2 separate regions of the Homo sapiens genome follow, and region 2 is linked to region 1. Evidence: chromatin loops called from intact Hi-C (ENCODE). Cell type or tissue: mammary epithelial cell. All regions are shown on one strand.

Region 1 (8,000 bases):
CAGTCAGCCTTAATGATTTGTAGTAAAGACCTGGGCCCCATGGGAATGGTTTTCCAAATGTTGGCATTAGCCTCACTATTGTTGTAGTCCCTGAACATTTGGAAAAGACTCATCATTACTAATCAGTCTGGACTTCTGCATGGGGTGTTACTCTGTGACCCTGCTTGTCCCTAAGTCAGTTGCGACCTCATTTGGTTTGGTTTGTTAGGCTGTAAGTCCTGCACATAGGGACTCTGTGCAATTCTAAAGGTTATGCCTACTTCCTTGACATTTTGTGTAAACATTTGTCTAAATATTCAACGTTACTCATAATACAATATTTCTTCTACTTCTAATTAACCAAAATGAATTAGTTTCTTTCGGAGAACTACCCTTCAACTTCTAACATCTTGCCTTGTCTTTGATTTTACTTGTTATCTCTGTGACTTGTTCATTTACTACTGATACGCCTTTTAATCTCTTAAACCAATGCTTAATTTGCAAATTTCTGTAACATACCAACTGATTTGACTCATCTGAAGGACTTTATCAAAAGCCCATGGGAGTCTAACTTTATATAAAAGCACACATTCTCATTTGTTTCTCTGCAATCTCCTTATCTCTTAGCTTTTCCTGGAATGCTATGACAGGTGAGCTACGTTAAGATCCTCTCAGGAGGTTCAGATTTCAGGCTTATTTTAAAATATTGCTGGACTTTGTATTTGGGCAAATGATTTATCATCTTATTTGTTCTCAGTTTTATCAGTGAGAACACCTTTTATATGAGACTGGCATGTCCTGGACTCCTTCTATTGTTATTGAACTTAGTAAATGTTTTTTAATTGTTGACCAAAGTCATTGTTTTGTATTATAAAAACATAGACATATAGGATTATTGTTTGTGATGTATTTGAGAAAGACTTAACTATTCTACAATGTTGGGATGTATTTTGGTGATGGGAATGTTTGGAGTTTGCCATGCTGTGACAAGTAGTAGCAGGAAGACTCAAAAAACCTGTTACAAAGACAGCTGTGGTGTGGTGGGTTCAGCACACATTTTGTGTTGGAACACCTGGATTACTGGGAGAATTTGAGTAGTGTTTGCCATGGTGTTTGGGGGAGCTTCAAAATGTTGTAAAATGAAATCTAATACATACTTTCTGAGAGCCCATGCTGACTTGATGTTTTGCTGGTCTTGCAGGAAGCACTCAGCCTCTTGTGGGGTTCAGTTCACAGGCATCAGTAGCTATTGGATACTAATATTCAAATTCTGTGGAACACTATGACAGGAGATATAAAGAAAGGTATTCAATAACATGTGTCACAGCTCTCAGGAATATTAGTCCTGATCCTTTGCAGTTATTCATCTCCTTTTCCTTTTCCTCTTTCTCTGTTTCTCTCTCTCTCGCTCTCTTCTTTTCTCTTTACTTCCTTTCCTTTCCTTTCCTTTCTTTCCTTTCTTTCTCTCCTTCCTTTCTTTTCTTTTCCTTCCTTACCTCCTTCCCTCCTTTTCTTCTTTCTTTCTCTCTTCTCTTCTTTTTTGTTTCTCTCTCTTTGTCTCTGTCTGTCTCTCTGTCTCCCTCTCTCTCTCTCTCTCTCTCTCTCTTTCTCTTTGTTTCTTGACGTAGTCACACTCTGTCACCCAGGCTGGAGTCCAGTGATACGATCTTGGCTCACTGCAACCTCAGCCTCCTGGGTTCAGGTGATTCTCCTGACTCATCCTCCTGAGTAGCTGAGATTACAGGCATGTGCCACCACACCCGGCTAACTTTTGTATTTTTAGTAGAGACATGGTTTCACTACGTAGGCAAGGCTGGTCTTGAACTCCTGACCTCAGGTGATCTGCCCACCTCAGCCTCCCAAAGTGTTGGGATTAAAGGCATAAGCCACCTCGCCTGGCCTATTCATATATTTTAATTTTACTTTTTCATGATTTTAGTGTTTTATGTCCTTTGTATGAATTATATTAATTGCTTTGATTTCTTGGATTGAAAAGGACCCTTGGAACTTATTTTCTTCTTAGCACAGTTAGTGGTCTTTTCTGCCATAATAGCTTATCAAGACAGCAGGATCAACTTAACTCACAGCTCTTTATTAGTCACTTTAGACATGTAATCAAATTAATTCTCCAGACAGTAGAATGTTGAATGATGTATTCAAGTCCTTTAAAAATTGTTAAGTCATAAATAGTCATTTTCCTTATAACATGAAAATATATATATATCAACCAACCCACATTTTTGAAAACTGTAAATTTTTTGCCTGATTATTTATTAACAGCAGTGTAATTTTATGTTTATTAAGACTGTCTTTCTGTGAATTCAGATACTGTGATGGTTAATTTTAGATATTAACTTGACTGAATTCAATAATATCTAGAAACCTGGTGACTGGTGAAGGATTATTTTTGGGTGTGTCTGTGAGGGTGTTTCCAGAAGAGGTTAGCGTGTGAGTCTGAGTGGACTAGGCAGGGAAGATCTGCCTTCAGTGTGGGCGGGTACATCTAATCTGTTGGGAGCACAGACAGAACAAAAATAGAGAAAAGGCAAATATGTTGATCTATCTGCTGGAGCTGAGATACACTATTCCTCTCCTGTCCTTGGACGAGAACTCCAGGCTCCCAGGCCTTCGGACTCCAGGACTTATATCAGCAGGCTTCTGGGTTCTCAGGCCTTTGGCCTTGGAATGAGAATTACATCATCTGCTTCTCTCATTCTAAGGCCTTTGGACTACACTGATCCATGCTGACAGCATCCCGGGGTCTCCAGCTTGCAGATAGCCTATCATGGGACTTCTCAGCCTCCATGAGTACATGAGCCAATTCCCCTAACAAATCCCATCTCTTATCTAACTGTCTATCTATCTATCTACCCACCCACCCGTCCATCTGTCTGGTGGTTCTGTCTGTCTAGAGAACTCTGACTAATACAGATTTCTTAATTTGCTGCATCTTCTTTATTTTTATGTGTTCCTTGAATCTTAGTGTAACAGGGGTACCAGTTTGATCTCATGCCAGGTTTAATCATATCTTGGCATGACTGGGAAACTGTTGGATTGGTCCCATCATTCATTCATTCCATCAATATTCTCTGAGTGCATAGTACATGCCAGATGCTGTTCTAGTCATTTGGGATAAAGCAGTGGCCAAAACAGAAAAAAAATTCTATCCTCATAGAGCTTATGCTTTCTTTTTGGGAGCGTGTGTGGGTGTGGAAGAAGCAGTAATTTCTAGAACTATTTTGTTTTTGAGATGGAGTTTTACTGTGTCACCCAGGCTCGAGTGCAGTGGCACGATTTCGGCTCACTGCAACCTCTGCCTCCAGTGCTCAAGCGATTCTCCTGCCTCAGCCTCCTAAGTAGCTGGGACTACAGGCATGCACCACCATGTCTGGCTGATTTTTTGTATTTTTAGTAGAGACGGGGTTTCACCATGTTGGCCAGGTTGGTTCCAAACTCCTGACCTCAAGCAATCTGCCCGCTTAGGCCTCCCAAAGTGCTGGGATTACAGGTGTGAGCCACCATGCCCAGCCAGAACTTTGTTTTATTAGGCTCTACACAGCCTGCAAATAGACAACACTGATTAGAGGACAGAGGAGCCTTTTGCCCGCAGCTAGACACCTGAACCTGACTCAGTCAGAAAGCCTTAGTCATTAGAGGGGAGGGGCTGTCTTTGGCTGAGTCCTGATTGTTCTCAGGACTGGCTCTGTGTGTGTGTGTGTGTGTGTGTGTGTATGAGAGAGAAGGAGGGAGGGAGGGAAAGAGAGGGAGAGAGAAGGAAGGGAGAAGGAAGAAGGTAGAAAGGGAAAGGTAGATCTGTTAGTTTGAAAGTAAAAGGGAAAACAGTCCATTTTATGATATACAAGAGGGAGTAGACTTCATGTATTTATTATGAACACAAGTGAGAGAAAATGCTTGGAAATATGCCAGACTGGAAGGACTTTGCCGGAGGTTAACATCCTGTGTGAGAAAATGGGGAGAGACAGTAAAAGGTGTTAATGAACCCAATAGACTGGTGAGAATGTATTTTCCCAGATGTTTCTTTTTGACTCTAAGCTAGGCCAACAATCCTAAGTCCTTCATGTCTCTGAAGAAGCGTCATCTTTATTTTGGAAAATTATCCATGGTGCCTAAAAGATGGAATTACATGCTCCTTATTTTTGCTCCCATTCTGCTCATGTATTAACATCTATTATTCTGTGCCGTAATTGCATGCTATGTGTTCTAAGGCTATAAGTTCTATAAGCAGGACCAAATATGGAAGATTTTTAAGCTCTTAACTACATGTCAGTCATGCTACCATGCACAAGGGAACAGAGTACTTCTTTAGGTACATGCTTGGTAGAGTGCCTGATACGTAGTAAGAGCTTAATAAAGACTTAATATTTACATTTATATTCTTTGTCTAAAGCTAAACATTTCTGCTACTCTTTTTCTTGGCCATTTTTATACGATAGTAGAAGGTTATAAAATGATGGCGTTGTTTTTAGGAGGTTTTCTTAACATATTGTATACAACTATGAAAGAAGTAACCACCATATTCAGAATATTAAAAAATTATTAATTATTTAAATTGACAAATAAAATTTGTATATTTTAAAATGTACAACATGATGTTTTGAATATGTATACATTATGAAATGCAAGTCAAGCTAATTAACATATGCATTACCTCACTTATTTTTTTTTCTGGTGAGAACACTTATAATTTACTCTCTTAGTGATTTTCAGTAGTACAATACATTGTTGTTAACTATAGTCACCATGTTTTACGATAGATCTCTTAAATGTATTCCTCTTATCTAACTAAAGTTTTATATCCTTTGACCAACATTACCCAGTCTTCCTCACACCTCATTCTCCTAGCACATGGTAACCAACATTTTGCTCTCTGCTTTATGAGTTTTAACTTTTTAAGACTCCACATATAAATGAGATCATGAGGTATTTGTCTTTCTGTGCCTGGATTATTTCACTTAGTATAATGTCCTCCAGGTTCATCCACGTTGACGGAATCTCGCTCCAGGCTGTAGTACAGTGGCGCGATCTCCGTTCACTGCAAGCTCTGCCTCCCGGGTTCATGCCATTCTCCTGCCTCAGCCTCCCAAGGAGTTGGGACTACAGGCGCCTGCCACCACGCCCGGCTAATTTTTTGTATTTTTAGTAGAGACAGGATTTCGCTATGTTAGCCAGGATGGTCTCGATCTCTTGACCTCATGATCGCCCCACCTCGGCCTCCCAAAGTGCTGGGATTACAGGCGTGAACCACCACGCCTGGCCAAGATTTCTTACTTTTTAAAAGCTGAATAGTGTAGTATTCATATACGGTGTATGTCACATTTTATAAATATCACATTTTCTTCATTCATCCATTGATGGACACTTAGGTTGATTCTATATCTTTACTTCTGTGAATAATACTGCAATGAACATGGGAATGCAGATATTTCTTCAACATACTGATTTCATTTTCTTTGTATATATATCCAGTAGTGGATCATATTGTAGTTCTATTTTTAATTTTTTGAGGGACCTCCATACAATTTTCCACAATGGTTGTATTAACTTGCATTCCCATCAACCCTGTGTGAGAATTCCCTTTTCTCAACATCCTTGCCAAAACTTATCTTTTATCTAGTCTAGCCATCCTAACAGGTGTGAGCTGATATCTCACTGTGGTTTTGATTTGCATTTCCCGGATGATTAGTGATGTTGAGCACTTTTTCATACACCTCTTAGCCATTCTGTGTCTTTTTTTGAGAAATGTCTATTTAGCTCCTTTGTCCATTTTTTAATTGGGTTATTTGTTTTCTTGCTATTGAGTTGTTTGAGTTCCATACATATTTGGGATACTAACTCCTTATCAGATATATGGTGTGCAGGTATTTTCTCCTGTCTCATAGGTTGTTTCTTTATTTTGTTGATTGTTTCCTTGGCTGTGCAGAAGGTATTTAGTTTGATATAATCCCATTTGTCTATTTTTGTTTTTGTTCCCTGTGCTTTTGTTGTCATATAAAAAAAATTGCACAGACCAATGTCATAGAGATTTCCCCTAGTTTTTCTTCTAGTAGTTTTATAGTTTCAGGTCTTATGCTTAAGTCTCTAATACATTTTGAATTGAGTTTTGTAGACGGTGTGAGATAGGATCTAATTTTACTCTTCTGCTTATGGATATCCAGTTTTCCCAACACCACTTACTAAAGCGACTGTTTCTTCCTCATTGTGTGTTCTTAGCACTTTTGCTGAAAATGAATTGGTTTGTAAATACGTGAATTTATTTCTTGGCTCTCTATTCTGTTCCATTGGTCTAGATGTCAGGTTTTTTTTTTTTTTATTATACTTTAAGTTTTAGGGTACATGTGCACATTCTGCAGGTTAGTTACATATATATACATGTGCCATGCTGGTGCGCTGCACCCACTAACTCGTCATCTAGCATTAGGTATATCTCCCAATGCTGTCCCTCCCCCCTCCCCCCACCCCACAACAGTCCCCAGAGTGAAAAGAAGGAGAATGCCATGTGAAGATGAAGGAGAGATCAGGGTGATGCATCTACTTTACTCGGAATGCCAAAGACTGCCAGCAACCACTCACAGCCCTCAGACAGAACCCTTCTGACATGTTGATCTTGGAGTTTTAGCTCCTAGAATTGAGACAACACATTTCTGTTGTGAAGCCACTCAGTTTGTGTTACAGCAATCCTAGGAAATGAATACATGGTCTGATGGTTTTTGTTTTCTCCGTGGGATGAGGCAAGAAAAGGGGATGGAGGTGGGTTAGAGTTGAGGGTTTAAAGAGAGAGGAGAGGGAATGAAGGAAACTTTATACTGGATGTAGAAATTTGAATGATACACAGAAGTAAAAGCAAAGCGGTAAAAACTATCTCAAATATCACAATCCTGTGATAACCACTATTGCTCTTTTAGAAAGCATCTTTTTGAACCTCTTTCCATACATTCTTTATAGCCTACTTTTTTTTTGTCAGCAATGTCATGGGCCCCTTTCTATGGCAATACATATTGGTAATTTTAAATGAAGCATAGCATTTTATTGCCATGTAAGTTGTTTCCAATTGTTGATAATTGCATGCATGTGGGGCTACAATGAATTCCTATATCCTCAAATTAGATTTTGCTCTTATGTGGTTCCTCCTTATGCTGAAGTCACTTAAGTGAGATTGCTGGATAAGGTTGCTTTTGAAATGAGAAAATCCAGGGTCAGAAAGATTTTTCAGGCGTCAAAAAGAGTCTGTGTTAACTTACAGGCAAGGTCTGTTTTTTTTTTGTTTTGTTTTTTATAGACTACTGAGTAGTTTTTTCTTATACATGTCTCACTGGAAAAGTTCCATTCACTGTTGCTAATTTATATAGTTTACTGAGGCCACATCTTTCACAGAGCCTTGAATTTTATTTACTGTAATCACATACTAGAAGAAAGAAGCAAATCTTTTGGTGGAGTAGTTTCCACTAAGATTTTATATTTATGTTTTAAAAGATGATAGAAATCCAGAAGGATAGCTTAGGAGCCTCTTTTGGTCTGAGTGGATGAGGAGCTTCTATGTGACTGCCTGTTGATCATTTTAATGGCAATCTGTATGCAGAAAGAGAGATCACATCACCAGTGCTTGCTGATGGGGAAGTAAAATTTTGTGAAACAGTAACATTTTATATGGAAAAAGGCCATAGAGTCCATAAAGAGAGCAATTGATATACATGGCTCTGATGAACAAGTTTTCCATCTGAATCAGGATTTTGAGAGTATTGAATAGAATTGTTTGCTTTTCATTCAACCAGCTAATCAACAGGTTTTTTTTTCTGTTTTCCTTTTTTTTTTGAGACCGAGTTTTTCCCTTGTCGCCCAGGCTGGAGTCCAGTGGTGTGATCTCGGCTCACTGCAACCTCCGCTTCCTGGGTTCAAGCAATTCTCCTGCCTCAGCCTCCCAAGTAGCTGGGATTATAGGCACCCACCACCACACCCAGCTAATTTTTGTATTTTTAGTAGAGACAGGGTTTCACCATTTTGGT
Region 2 (8,000 bases), 93 kb before region 1:
CCTTGGTCTCACATTTTTTTCTACCTTTCATTGTTAATTGACTTTTTTTTTTTTTTTTTTTTTTTTGCATAAGCCTTATTATGCCTCTGTGCCTCCAACGGGTAGGCACTATGCTTTGTACTCTTTTCTGTTTCTCTCATCACCTAGAATAAGTGCTTTGTAGCACATTTATTACCCGCCCTTCTCTAAACTTACCATCCATGTTCATGCCATCATTACTTCTTGCTTTTCCCCCAGCTCTTTCTTTTACTTTTGATGTACGAATTTTGTAATTCTTTTGGTCTCAGCCGTAGGTTTCTCAATGATTCATTCAACAGGTATTTATTAAGAGTCTACAATATGTTAGGTACATTATTGTACTCCAGGGATACATTGATGAACTAAGACCAACATATTTTCTGACTCATGGAACTCACAGTCTAGTGGGAGAAAACTGGTATTTGTAAATATTCACAGAAACAAGTGCACATGTTTCCATGAGGAAACTGATATATCATCAAGAAATAATAGCAATGTATGGGCATGATGAGCAACTATAATGGGGAAATTTGGTAGGGATATTTGATATACGAAAAATAATAAAAATTATCTGGATGAAGAGATAATGGAAGAGTATGATGTGAGAGGGAACATGGTGAATAAGATTCAGGGCAGAGCTAGGTTTTAAAATTTTTGGAGTGAGTCAGGGATGAACCAGGCCAGTAGTGTGGGAGGTAACGTGAAAAGCCACCTTTTCGGTTTCTGTTTACATATATCATGATCTTGCATTAATTCTCCATAATATTAATAGTTGTCATGCTAAATTTTACTTTAAAATAGGTACCTATTTTGGAGAATGTATTCAGGGGACCAGTTGTATTGGAGAATGTATTCAGGGGACCAGTTGTATAATTTAATACCCCCGGCTATGGTTCTGAGTAATAGGAGCTGAAAAGCCAGTGTGGGCAGATCTCAAAGTGGGATAGGATTCTGGGAGTAAGTCAGATTGGAGTGGTAGAAGGGACCAGATTACACAGGGAATATCATATTAGGTTAAGGAGATTTATCCCAGGGGAAATTATAGGATAGAGATTTTTAATTTTAAGGATTATAAGATAGAGATTTTAATTTTAAACTAGAGCGTTAATGAGATCTAATTCAAATTTTGAAAGCTATCTTTGGCTGCCATGTGGTGACAGAGGACATCTCTGAATCACTTTTTGTCACTCAATTTTTTTGTGAAGCAGGATGTTGTTATATGACTAACGTTTATTTTAATCTACTTGACATTATAGCATCTTCCTCCATTCAGCTATATGCTATATCAATTAGGATTTGGTGTGCAAACAGAAGAATCCCAAATAACAGCTTAAACAAATAGAAGTTTGTTTTTATCTTATATAAAGGAATCTTGAAGTAAACATTCCAGGTTTAGTATGGAAGCTTAGCAGTCATCAAGGAGCTGCAATCCTCATTTTTTTGTTACTCTAGCAGCATAGTGTGTCTGCTTCATGGCCCAAGATGGTCACTTGAATTCACTTTGGTCTTCCAGTTAGCAACAAGGAGAAGGGATTGAGGAAGGGCATGTCTTCTTTATTTAAGGACACTTCCTGGAAGTTACATATGATGTTTCCATGTTCCAGAACTTAATTACATGCCAACTCCCAGCTCCAGTGAATGCTGGGGTATGGTTAGTTTTCTGTGGGGTCAAGTGCCTAGCTAAAAATGCAAGGCTCTATTCTTATGGAAAAAGGAGAACATGAACATTTGGGGCAAATTTGGATTTTTGGCCACCCTCTTCCTTTTTAGGGAGGCAACCCTGAATCCCATTAATTTACTAATTGTAGTTCAAAGTCCAGGATCTCTGAGAGTTAGGCAAACCTATCCATGAAGCTTGGGTATGACTTTTTAAGTTCTGGTAGTGCATAAATTAAAAGACAAATTGCCATAAACACAACTAACATACTGTATTGCGGAGAAGGAATACGATAATTGCAATAAAAACTCCCATTTAGAAATGGATAGAATGGAAACAACCATCATTCACTGGTCCTTAGTAATTATAAATTCCCTGCAGGCAGGAATGTGAGGGATAAGTTCCTTGATTAGCCACCCAAAAACCTCTGATTCTGTTCTTTGGAAGGAACTCCCTCATCCATTGTCCTGTGTTGCTCTGGATTTGCTCCTGGAAAGTTTTTTCTTTTCTATTTCCATGCAAGGACATCTCTGAGGACAATGGTTAGTAAGCCCCATGGAATCTTTCACATCACTTATTATTTTTGCTGTTTTGTTGGGGGGAGTAGGGCAGGAATTGTATTCTGAAGTATAGACAGTTATAGACCTTCCCCTGGCTAAAGATGGATGTAACAATATCTTCCATCCTACGAGTTCTTCTTACAAAATAAGCAGTTATTTCCCCATCAAGAAGTAGAGTCTCTGTTTCCTCTCCTTGAAACTTGCACCTTTTGACTGCCTCAACAAAAGAGTATGGCAGAATGGCACCAAGTGACTTCCAAGGCAACATCATAAAAGGTGATGCAGCTTCTACCTGTCTTTCTAGGATGCTTTCTCTTAGAAACAAGCCACCATGTTATGAGGGAACTGTGCCATCATGAAAAGAGGGTTCCTAGATTTCCACCCTCTAATAATTTGTTGTGACCTACTACCCACCACACCTTAGAAGCCAATACTTGATATTTTTTAGGTGCCCACTTCCAGGTATCCACATTCTGAATCACTTTGGATTAGATTCAGCTACACATAACAGATAAATACAAATAACAGTGGCTTACATAAGGTAGAAGTATATTTCTGTTCAACACAGAGGACTCCAGAGGTAGGGAATCCAGGATTTTTATGGTAGTTGCATGATTATCAGGATTCAGTTTCTTCTCTCTTAGTGCTCTGTTATTCTTAATTTGATGCCTTATGTTCCAAGATAGCTGCTTGAACTCTAATCATCATGCCTACTCTCTAGCCAGGAGTAAGGAAAAAGGTAGGAGAAAAAGATCATTCTTCTTCCTTTAAGGGCACTTATTAGAAGTTTTACGTACAGCTTTCCATTTATACTCCATTTTTCAGCAACTCGTCATCTGGCTGCACTTAGCTGGAAGGGAAGATGGGAAATGTTTTTATTCTGGGTAGACATGTACCATAGTCATGTACCATGAGTAGCCCTTAGTCACATTTTCTTTAAAATTACTTAGCTGTGTTTTATATTTTCTTTATATCATTTTCTCATGAATTTAAACTTTTAAATGAACTGTGTTATGCAAGGGAACATTACTGGGACTTAATCAGAAAGGGGGCATTTTGGGATGATAAAGATGAGAAAATTAAACCTCACATGTGTCCTTGGGACCTGGACTCCCAGGACCTCATTCATTCCTGGTAACTGAATCCCCCACACCAACCCTTATTAACCATTCTCACGGCAAGCTATAGTCTTCCCAAAAGGATTTATTATTTGCATTTTGGGGAGGCAATTAGAAGTTTACAGTAAGATTTAAGTTTGATAAGAACCCCAGTGCCGTTTTCTGTATTTCATCTCAATAACCTGACGAAGGATTTTTTTTTTCCCTAGCTTAATAAACTTTGTCAAATCTGATACTAGGAGAAAAAGCTGTTTGATCAAATGAAAACTTCTTTTTGTTTATCAAAAATAAGTTGATAAGAGATTCAGGAGCCCCCTCTTATTTGTGAGTGATATGTTCCAAGACGCCAGTGGATGCCTGGAACCATGGATACTGCCAAACCCTATACTATGTTTTTTCCTATATATACATATGTATGATAAAATTTACTTTGAAATTAGGCACAGTATGAGACTAACAACAATAACTAATAATAAAATAGAACAATTGTAACAATACAGTGTAATAAAAGTTATGTGAATGTGGTCTCTCTCAAAATATCTCATGCACCATACTCACCCTCCTTTTTCTTGTAATCTAGTGATCACAAGGAAACTCAGATGACTGCTGAGTGACTAACAGGCAGGTAGCATATACAGCATGGATATGCTGGGCAGAGATGATTCATATCCTGGGTGGGATGGAGTAGAATGGTGCAAGATTTTATCATGCTATTCAGGAAAATGCCCAGTTTAAAACTTGTGAGTTGTTTATTTCTGAAAATTTCCATTTAATATTTTCAAACTGAAGTTGTCCATGGGTAGCTGAAACCACAGAAAGTGAAACGGAGAAGAGTGACTACTGTAATGACTTATCTCTTGTTGTGTCTATGAGGAAGATTAATGAGGCATTCGGGTGATAAAAACTCACTAAATTCATTCACGTATTCTTCAGTACTATTAACTGGGTTCTTATATGGCAGATGCAGCACTAGCTGCTGGGGATATTGTGATGAATAGAACAGCCAGTCTTGACTGTAGTAGGCTGAATAATGACCACAAATAATGATCCAAGTCCTAATCCACAGAACCGGTGAATATGTTACCCTATATAATAAAAGAGACTTTGCAGATGTGATGAAATTAAGGATCTTGTTGTGGGGAGAATATTCTGGATTATCTGGGTGGGCCCTGAATGAAATCACAGTGTCCTTCTAAGAGGGATGCAGAGGGAATGTGAGAGAAGAGGAAGAAGGCAATATGATAAAGCAAGGGGAGGTGCAGAGCCGTGGGCCTCGGAGGCAGGACAGCTTCCAGAAGAAGGAAAAGGCCACAAAAAGGATTCTCCCCCAGAGCCTCCATCTGGAGTGGGGCCCTTCCCACAACTCTATTTCAGCCCACCAAAACAGCCAACTTTTGGTCTCCAAAACTGAGAAAGAATAAATTTCTACTGTTGTAAGCCACCAATTTTGTAGTGATTTGTTACAGCAGCTACAAAAAACTAATACATTGCCTTTCACAGAGCTTCTAACCTAGTGGGTTAAAAGGCAATGAGAATAAGGAATGAGACAATATCTTATCAGAAACTTGAAAGAGCAATAGGGGTTAGTCTGGGTAAGAGAGTGGGGAAGGGAAAAATCAGAGATAGCTATAAGTGTTGAGTTTTAAAAAGTCAGCCAGCCTCTTTGGAGAATGCTTTTGTGGGGGCAAGGGATTGGGAGGAATGTTGTGGCAAAAAATGAGGCTGAATGAATCATTAAGCAGGGGATAGATGATGAGGGTTCAAGTCATGCTAAGGAGTTTGCACTGCATTCTTAGAGCCTGGGGGCTGTACAAGAGTCCTGAGCAGAGGGATAGCATAATCAGGCCTCCATTTTAGAAAAACTTCTCAGACTGTAGGGTGGGTTATTGGAAAGCCCCTCATACCACATCACTCTCTTCAGGACCCATTCTTGGGCCTTTCGGGTTTAGACATTTTGTCTTACTATTTTGGTCATTTTCCTAAACATGAACTTTTATTTGCAAGATTCTCTTGGTTTCAAGAGATCTCTTTTTGCTTTCTCTCCCTTGAACTCCAGACACATATATCTGTGTGCCTCCTCAACAACTCCATTTGGATAATAATAAGTATCTAAAATTTAGCATTCCCAAACTGATCTGCAGATTTTCTCTTATCCTAAAGCTGTTCCACATCTCAATAAATGATGACTCCTTTTCAATTGTTCAAGTCAAATACCTTGGAATTGCCCATGACTTTTCTTTTCTCTCATGTCCTACATGCAATCCAACAGGAAATTCTTGATAAGAAACACTTCCAAAATCTGATCACTTCTTGCCATCCACACTGCTTTCCTGGTCCAAGCTACTGTTACCACTCACCTGTATTATTGCAGCCACCTTTGAATTCACTCCCTGATGCTACCACACCTCCTTATGGCTATGCTCAACACAAGATCACTCTTTTAACAAGAGTAATCTTGTTGAAACTTAACTCATGTTCCTCCTTTGCTTAACACCTTCCAGTGGCTCCCCATTTCATGTAGAGTAGAAGCCAGTGGCCTATCGGGCTCTACAGAATCTACCCCTCATACCCCAAGTGAAGATGTAACATTCTGCTCACAGCCTTCCCCTTTTTCCACTCTGCTCAGTCTCACCAGCTTCCTTTCTGTTCCCTGAAAACGCTCATGCTCTCCCCAGGGCCTCGCAGTTCCATTTTCTGCAGTGATTCCCTTTCAGACATCCATGTTGCCAGTTTCCTCATCTGTTTCAAATCTTTGCTCAAACGTCCCCTTCTCAGCAAGGTGTTTTCTGACCGTTGTATTTAAAATCACAAACTTCCTGAACTTTCTTCCACTTCAGCACTCTCTATCCCTCTTTTTTTTTTTTTTTTTTTGGTAGCACATACTTTATAATACTATATAATTTCTTCTTCATTAATATTTTTAACATGTATTCCTCTCCCCTGTGAAAAGTAAGTTCGTTGAAGGAAGACATTTTGTCTGTTTTGTTTAGTAGTTTATTCTCAGTGTCTAAAATATTTCCTGTCACATAAGGGGTGCTTAATAAGGGGTACTTGAATGAATGAGTCAGTGACAGCTGTGTTATGACAGTTTTATTTGGTGATCTTTCTGTGTTTCTTTTTCAGGTCAGAAGTTTATTTGATATTCACAACATGCAACTAAGGGTCCTTTAAGTCTGGAGCCATGTCACATTTCAGAAAAGAAAGGTGAGACACTGAAAAGTTCTTCTGTAAGCAGTGAATGTTAGCACATCTGAATATCTACTAGAAAAATGAACTTACATGCCATACTTATTTAAAATGATTGTGTTTTCTCCCTATCCTAGAGCTTCTTATAGGGTTTGCCATGGCATGCTAAGATAATGGTCCCCTAAGCCCTTAGGAAGGCTGGGGTAACTGGAACTCCCAGGTAGCTGTCTCTGGAGGGAGCAGTTTTATCTAAGGCTTCTTAGAGGGTAGCCAGGAGCAGCGTCTGGTAGCACACTCCCCATGTGTGCTGGGGATGGCAAAGGTACTTATCCGGCCTAGCTTCGGTACCAGGGCATGCCTCCCTCCTCATCTCCTCCAGCAGCCTGTTGCAGGGCATTCTGCTGCTCAGTATGCATAAGAAGTCTGGGCACTACTGAATGATCTCATGTTCTAGGTGTCTTAAGAGCACCAGCCAAGGGTGTAGGTTAAGGTGATGCCAGTGGGATGGTGGTGGGGCTGGCAGGCTAGATGGAGGTTCCTTGTGACTGCACCCCCAGATGGGAATCAAGAAGCTCTTTCTTGTCAAATATCAGATACTTCTGTCCATCCATGGATGGGCCGTTTTACTTATGTCCAGGCTAGCTATAGGGTTTTGTTCTAAAATATATGTATTCTAAAAATCAAGGCTTCCTCATTATTTTGAAATACTTGATATGAAAATTTCAATTGGATTTAAAATGTCTTCATGTTATTACAAAAAATTGAATAGTTATATTTGTCAATGGAAGAGCTCTCAAATTCCTTAAATATAATTTCTTTTTTTTTTTTTTTTCTTTCTTTTTTTTTTTTTATTATACTCTAAGTTTTAGGGTACATGTGCACATTGTGCAGGTTAGTTACATATGTATACATGTGCCATGCTGGTGCACTGCACCCACTAATGTGTCATCTAGCATTAGGTATATCTCCCAATGCTATCCCTCCCCCCTCCCCCCGACCCCACCACAGTCCCCAGAGTGTGATATTCCCCTTCCTGTGTCCATGTGATCTCATTGTTCAATTCCCACCTATGAGTGAGAATATGCGGTGTTTGGTTTTTTGTTCTTGTGATAGTTTACTGAGAATGATGGTTTCCAATTTCATCCATGTCCCTACAAAGGATATGAACTCATCATTTTTTATGGCTGCATAGTATTCCATGGTGTATATGTGCCACATTTTCTTAATCCAGTCTATCATTGTTGGACATTTGGGTTGGTTCCAAGTCTTTGCTATTGTGAATAGTGCCGCAATAAACATATGTGTGCATGTGTCTTTATAGCAGCATGATTTATAGTCCTTTGGGTATATACCCAGTAATGGGATGGCTGGGTCAAATGGTATTTCTAGTTCTAGATCCCTGAGGAATCGCCACACTGACTTCCACAATGGTTGAACTAGTTTACAGTCCCACCAACAGTG

Evidence for each region. Hi-C counts contacts between places; a loop is a spot of excess contacts. Peaks named below come from ENCODE experiments on the same cell type or tissue, not always from the same donor. Only the 100,000 strongest peaks of a DNase experiment are listed, where the experiment ranks them.
Region 2: a loop joins it to region 1, with 7 times the contacts of the local background. A loop is called at or near these places in 2 of 110 quality-filtered maps.

Annotation. Positions count from the first base shown.
Region 1 is chr2:53,307,498-53,315,497 of GRCh38, reverse strand. No RefSeq gene overlaps it. Among named protein-coding and RNA genes, the nearest start is that of CHAC2, 460 kb to the left of the region's middle. In mammary epithelial cell, no CTCF peak of the experiment used is centred here; DNase peaks (open chromatin) are centred at 1,667 and 3,677; H3K27ac peaks cover 4,189 bases.
Region 2 is chr2:53,400,217-53,408,216 of GRCh38, reverse strand. No RefSeq gene overlaps it. Among named protein-coding and RNA genes, the nearest start is that of CHAC2, 360 kb to the left of the region's middle. RefSeq lists an enhancer at 3,116-4,315. In mammary epithelial cell, no CTCF peak of the experiment used is centred here; DNase peaks (open chromatin) are centred at 356, 656 and 4,016; H3K27ac peaks cover 5,432 bases.